Regions from separate parts of the Homo sapiens genome. Here region 1 is linked to region 2. Evidence: read pairs that join two places in POLR2A ChIA-PET (ENCODE). Cell type or tissue: PC-9. All regions are shown on one strand. Links, peaks and the distances in the headings refer to the core of each region. The heading gives the core; the rest is flanking DNA. Region 1 holds the start of HIPK4 (homeodomain interacting protein kinase 4). Region 2 overlaps SHKBP1 (SH3KBP1 binding protein 1).

Region 1 (2,907 bases), core at 306-2,805, 200 kb after region 2:
TGGCCTCGCCCTCTCCTCCCCAACCTCTCCCATCTGTGCCCTGTCCTGGACTCTTTCCCTGGCTTGGGGCTTCCACTCTTACCCGCTCCAACCTATCCCTTTTCATACAGTAACTTTCTGACACTCATATCTGACCCTGCCCTCCCCTGCTCAAAGCCCTTCTGTGGCTCCCCAGTGCCCTCAGAACAGAATCCAAACTCCTTAGCCTGGCATTCAGGGCCTTTTACAACCTCACCCCACAGTAGCCACAGACTGGGACAGGAGTTTTCTGAACACAGACACACACACATCACATCTCCCAAGCTCAAGAAGCCCACCTTTCCTCACTCCTGCCTTATCCCCATTCCTGTATGCCCAAGGCCCACGATTAGACCCCCCTCTGTCAACACTTCACCTGTTTGGTCTTTGCAAGATTCCGCCACTGGGCGGGGGAGGGGGCCCAGCCTGGTACCCCACCCCCACTCCAGCCAGGGCTCAGGTCTCCAACAACAGAACCAGAGCCACTCAACAGCGCTGGAACCCATTCGGTGGGGCCTGGGGCCCCTCATCCCAAGCCAGGAGGGTTTCTGGGGAGGGGTGCAGCCCCTGGCAGACTGACAGTGTGGCCTGGGGGTTTGGGGGTGCCAGGGAAGCAGGGGCCAACCTCATAGGAGGAGACACGAGTGCGGTTCTCTTTCCCCCACTGGGGGGCCTGCTGTGTCAGCAGCCAGGCGGGAGGCCTGGGCGGCAGAGCCAGTGGTACAGGGGCCTGGGCAGGGCGGTGTCTGGCAGCAGCGGCACCATGTCCACCATCCAGTCGGAGACTGACTGCTACGACATCATCGAGGTCTTGGGCAAGGGGACCTTCGGGGAGGTAGCCAAGGGCTGGCGGCGGAGCACGGGCGAGATGGTGGCCATCAAGATCCTCAAGAATGACGCCTACCGCAACCGCATCATCAAGAACGAGCTGAAGCTGCTGCACTGCATGCGAGGCCTAGACCCTGAAGAGGCCCACGTCATCCGCTTCCTTGAGTTCTTCCATGACGCCCTCAAGTTCTACCTGGTCTTTGAGCTGCTGGAGCAAAACCTTTTCGAGTTCCAGAAGGAGAACAACTTCGCGCCCCTCCCCGCCCGCCACATCCGTACAGTCACCCTGCAGGTGCTCACAGCCCTGGCCCGGCTCAAGGAGCTGGCTATCATCCACGCTGATCTCAAGCCTGAGAACATCATGCTGGTGGACCAGACCCGCTGCCCCTTCAGGGTCAAGGTGAGTAGGGGTCGTCTAGGGTGGCTGCGTCCCTAGTTCCTTGTCTTTTTCCCAGCTTCTTCCAGCCCTAGATTTTTTTTTTAATTTTTTAAAATTATTATTATTATTATTTTTGAGACGGAGTTTCATTCTGTTACCCAGGCTTGAGTGCAGTGGCACAATCTCAGCTCACTGCAACTCCGCCTCCTGGGTTCAAGTGATTATCCTGCCTCAGCCTCCCGAGTTGCTGGGATTACAGGGATGCGCCACCACGCCCAGCTAATTTTTTTTTTGTACTTATCAGAGACGGGGTGATGATGGCATGATCTTGGTTCACTGCCTCCGCCTCCCGGGTTCAAGCGATTCTCCTGCCTCAGCCTCCTGAGTAGCTGGGAATACAGGTGCCCGCCACCCATGCCCGGCTAATTTTTGTATTTTTAGTAGAGATGGAGTTTCGCCATGTTGGCCAGGCTGGTCTCAAACTCCTGACCTTGTGATCCACCTGCCTCAGCCTCCCAAAGTGCTGGGATTACAGGCGTGAGCCACCACGCCCAGCCAATTTTTGTGTTTTTTGGTAGAAACAGGATTTCATCATGTTGCCCAGGCTGGTCTCAAAGTCCTGAGTTCAAGCAATCTGCCCACCTTGGCCTCAACAAAGTGCTGGAATTACAAGTGTGAGCCACCATGCCCAGTCCTCTGTCTGCTTTTGAGTTTGATACTGTCTGGATGCTTCTGAACCAGGGGCACCCTGAGGGCAAGGCTGGGGCTGACTTAATCATCGCTGTGTCCCTGACATCTCCCAGCACTGCAGTCATGGAGCCAGTGCTAAATGAATGCTTGCCAGAGACACAGAGACAGAAAAAGGTGGATTATTCTGCCCCAAGAGGTGGAAGGACAGAGACCCAGGGAAGCAGGGACTTCCACAAACACAGCAGGGGACAGACAGGACGGATCCACAGCACCTGGCCGGCATTATCACCCCCACTGTCTCTGTGGAAGGAATGAATTCATTCCACAAACATAGACTAAGTGCCCAGGGTCACTCAGCCTCTTGGGTACTGAAGCCCTGGCACTCTGGGATCAGAATAGCAATTAATAACCATTTCATGATACTGCTTTCTGCAAGTGAAAGGTGAGGGATGGCCAGGTGCGGTGGCTCACGCCTGTAATCCCAGCACTTTGGGAGGCCGAGGCGGGTGGATCACCTGAGGTCAGGAGTTCAAGACCAGCCTGACCAATATGGTGAAACCTCGTCTCTGCTAAAAGTATAAAAATTAGCCGGGTGTGGTGGCGGGCACCTGTAATCCTAGCTACTCCAGAGGCTGAAGCAGATAAATCGCTTAGAACCCGGGAGGCAGAGGTTGCAGTGAGCTGAGATTACGCCACTGCACTCCAGCCTGGGCGACAGAGGAAGTCCCTCTGTCTCAGAAAAAAAAAAAAAAAAACTAAACTAAAATTAGCTAGGCGTGGTGGCACATACCTGGAATCCCAGTTAGTTGGGGGGCAGAGGCAGGAGACTCACTTGAACTTGGGAGGCAGAGGTTTTGCAGTGAGCTGAGATCACGCCACTGCACTCCAGCCTGGGCGACAGAGCTCGACTCTGTCTCAACACAAAACAAAAACAAAAAACTGAGAAATGGCTGAATGAAAAGCAGAAAAACTCAGAGAAGGAAACAGGCTGG
Region 2 (2,907 bases), core at 313-2,812:
GCCTCCCGAGTAGCGGGGATTACAGGCACGTGCCACCACACCTGGCTAATTTTTTATATTTTTGGTAGAGGTGGGGTTTCACCATGTTGGCCAGGCTGGTCTCGAACTCCTGACCTCAAGTAATCTACCCGCCTTGGCCTCCCAAAGTTCTGGGATTATAGGTGTGAGCCACCGCAGCTGGCCATTGATGTCCATTTTTATAGATTTATTGTCTGCCATCGCTGCTAGAATGTCAGCTCCACGAGGGCAGGGACTTGGCCTGTCTTGTTCATCACTGTATCCCCTATGCCTGGCACATGGTGGGTGCCCCGTAAATCGTTGCTGAATTGATGGATTCCCAAACACACACAGATTCACTCTTCCCCAGACTGATCCCCTATGGTATTCTCTCACTTCTGCAATTACAGTCCCATCCCAGGTCAATCCTCTCCGCCAGAGCTCTCTTCCTACACAATGTCCCTCCCCAGTGGAAATTCTCATCCTCCTGTCTCCACACTCCCATCTGAGCTGTCTCTCCCAGCACTGGAGCACCCCACAGAGGCTCACCTGAGATGAGGTGCTTCTCCGACAGCATGATCTTGGTGACAGGGCTGCGGTGCACAGTGAAGGTCTGGAAGAGCTGAGGCCCCGAGCCCACAGTCTCCGGGTGCTGCACGATGACCCGCACGCCCCCTGAGCTGGTGCCATAGGCGATCTCGATCCAGTTCCCACTGTCACCTGGTGAGGGGCCAAGGATGAGGAGAGGGCCTGGGCCACAGAGACAGAAACCAGGGCAGGGAGAAAGAAACAGGCACAGAACAGAGACACAGTCAGAAAGCAAGGAGAGGCCGGGCACGGTGGCTCACGCCGTAATCCCATCACTTTGGGAAGCTGAGGCGGGTGGATCGCTTGAGGTCAGGCGTTCAAGACCAGCCTGGCCAACGTGCTGAAACCCTGTCTCTAGTAAAAATACAAAAATTAGCTGGTGGTGGTAGTACGCACCTGTAATCCCAGCTACTCAGAAGGCTGAGGCATGAGAATTGCTTGAACCCAGGAGGCAGAGGTTGCAATGAGCCAAGACCACGCCACTGCACTCCAGCCTGCATGACAGAATGTGACTCTGTCTCAAAAAAAAAAAAAGAAAGAAAGAAAGAAAGAGACACAGAACAGAGACACAGTCAGAAAGCAAGGAGAGAGGGAAGGACACAAAAAGATGGTGATGAGATGTGGGAAATGGAGGAACAGGGAGACAAAGGCACAGGTCAAAGGAGGAGAGGCCCAGAGACAGAAATTGTAACAGTGAAACAGCAAATAAGAGAGGAAAGAGAAAGTAAAACAGAGAACAGAGGCCGAGGCAGGAAGATTGCTTGAGGCCAGGCGTTTGAGGCCAGCCTGGGCAACATAGTGAGACCCTCATCTCTACAAAAGATTTTTAAAAAACTAGTTGGGTGTGATGGCATTCACCTATGATCCCAGCTACTCAAGAGGCTGAAGTAGGAGGATCACTTGAGCCCAGGGGGTGAGGCTGCAGTGAGCTATGATTGCGCCACTGCACTCCAGCCTAGGTGACGAAGCGAGACTGTCTCAAAAAACAAAGAAAAATGACATAATAGTGGCATGTGGCGGGAAGGGAGATGAGGAGGAAATGAGTAAGTAAGTGAAATAAGAAAGAGGCCGGGTGCAGCAGCCCATGCCTGTAATTCCAGCACTTTGGGAGACGACGAGAGGAGAATCCCAGGAGTTCAAAACTTGCTTAGCCAACGTGGCAAAACCCTGCCTCTACTAAAAACACAAAAATTAGCTGGGCATGGTGGCAGGCACCCGTAATCCCAGCTACTTGGGAGGCTGAGTCTGGAGAATTGCTTGAACCCAGGAGGCAGAGGTTGTAGTGAGCTGAGATTGCGCCATTGCACTCCAGCCTGGGTTGAATGACAGAGCGATACTCTGTCTCAGGAAAAGACAAAAAAAAAAAAAAAGAAAGAAAGAAAAAAAAGAAATAAGAAAAGGGCCTTACAAAGAAGAAAGGTGATAATGTGTCATGAAGTTAGGTGTATTATTAACTTATTTCTGCTTTAAAAAAAAAAGAAAAGCAGCAGCAGCAGCTATGGCCAAGCACAGTGACTCAAGTCTGTATTTCCAGCACTTTGGAGGCCAAAGTGTGAGGATCACTTGAGCCCAGGAGTTCAAGAGTAGCCTGGGCAACATGGCAAAACCCTGTCTCTACAAAAAAATACAAAAATTAGACAGGTGTGGTGATGCATGCCTGTGGTTCTGCTGTTCAGGAGGTTGAGGTAGAAGAATCGCTTGAGCCCGAGTGGCGGAGGTGGCAGAGAACTCACATCATGCCACTGCACTCTAGCCTGGGCAACAGAGCAAGACCCTGTCTCTATTTTTTTTTAAAAAAGAATAATCCCTGCTTCACACCATACATAAAATTTAATTTCTGATAGAACAGACTTCCATGTAAAAACTAAACTGTAAATCTTCTAGAAGAAATTCAGGAGAAGATCTTTGTAACCTAGAATAGGTAAGGATATCTTAAGACCCAGAAAACACTAACCATTTAAAAAAATATGCTAAGTGAAAAATGCAGACACAAAAGACCATATAATGTATGATCCCATTTACAGGAATTGTCCAGAACAGGCAAATCCATAGGTATAGGAAGCATATTGAGCCTGGCCAACGTGGCGTAACCCAGTCTCTACTTAAAGTAGAAAAATTAGCCAGGCATGGTGATGCACACCTGTAATCCTCCCCTACTCAGGAAGCTGAGGCATGAGAATCGCTTGAACCCAAGAGGCAGAGATTGCAGTGAGCTGAGATCATGCCACTGCACTCCAGCCTGGGCAGCAGAGCGAGACCTTGTCTCAAACAAAAAGAGAAAGCATATTAGTGATTTCTAGAGGGTATCAGAAGTGAGAAATG

What was found. Peaks named below come from ENCODE experiments on the same cell type or tissue, not always from the same donor. Only the 100,000 strongest peaks of a DNase experiment are listed, where the experiment ranks them.
Region 1: POLR2A ChIA-PET joins it to region 2 with 7 read pairs; 2 of 35 experiments call an interaction of 5 or more read pairs at or near these places.

Annotation. Positions count from the first base shown.
Region 1 is chr19:40,387,777-40,390,683 of GRCh38, reverse strand. HIPK4 (homeodomain interacting protein kinase 4) reads left to right here and starts at 503. Exons shown (of 4, transcript NM_144685.5): 1 at 503-1,246. The coding sequence starts at 782. RefSeq lists enhancers at 51-600, 601-1,150. In PC-9, for the core only: no CTCF peak of the experiment used is centred there; no DNase peak of the experiment used is centred there.
Region 2 is chr19:40,584,584-40,587,490 of GRCh38, reverse strand. It overlaps SHKBP1 (SH3KBP1 binding protein 1), which reads right to left. Exons shown (of 18, transcript NM_138392.4): 13 at 547-717. Among named protein-coding and RNA genes, the nearest start is that of SHKBP1, 9.2 kb to the right of the region's middle. In PC-9, for the core only: no CTCF peak of the experiment used is centred there; a DNase peak (open chromatin) is centred at 1,590; H3K27ac peaks cover 1,792 bases.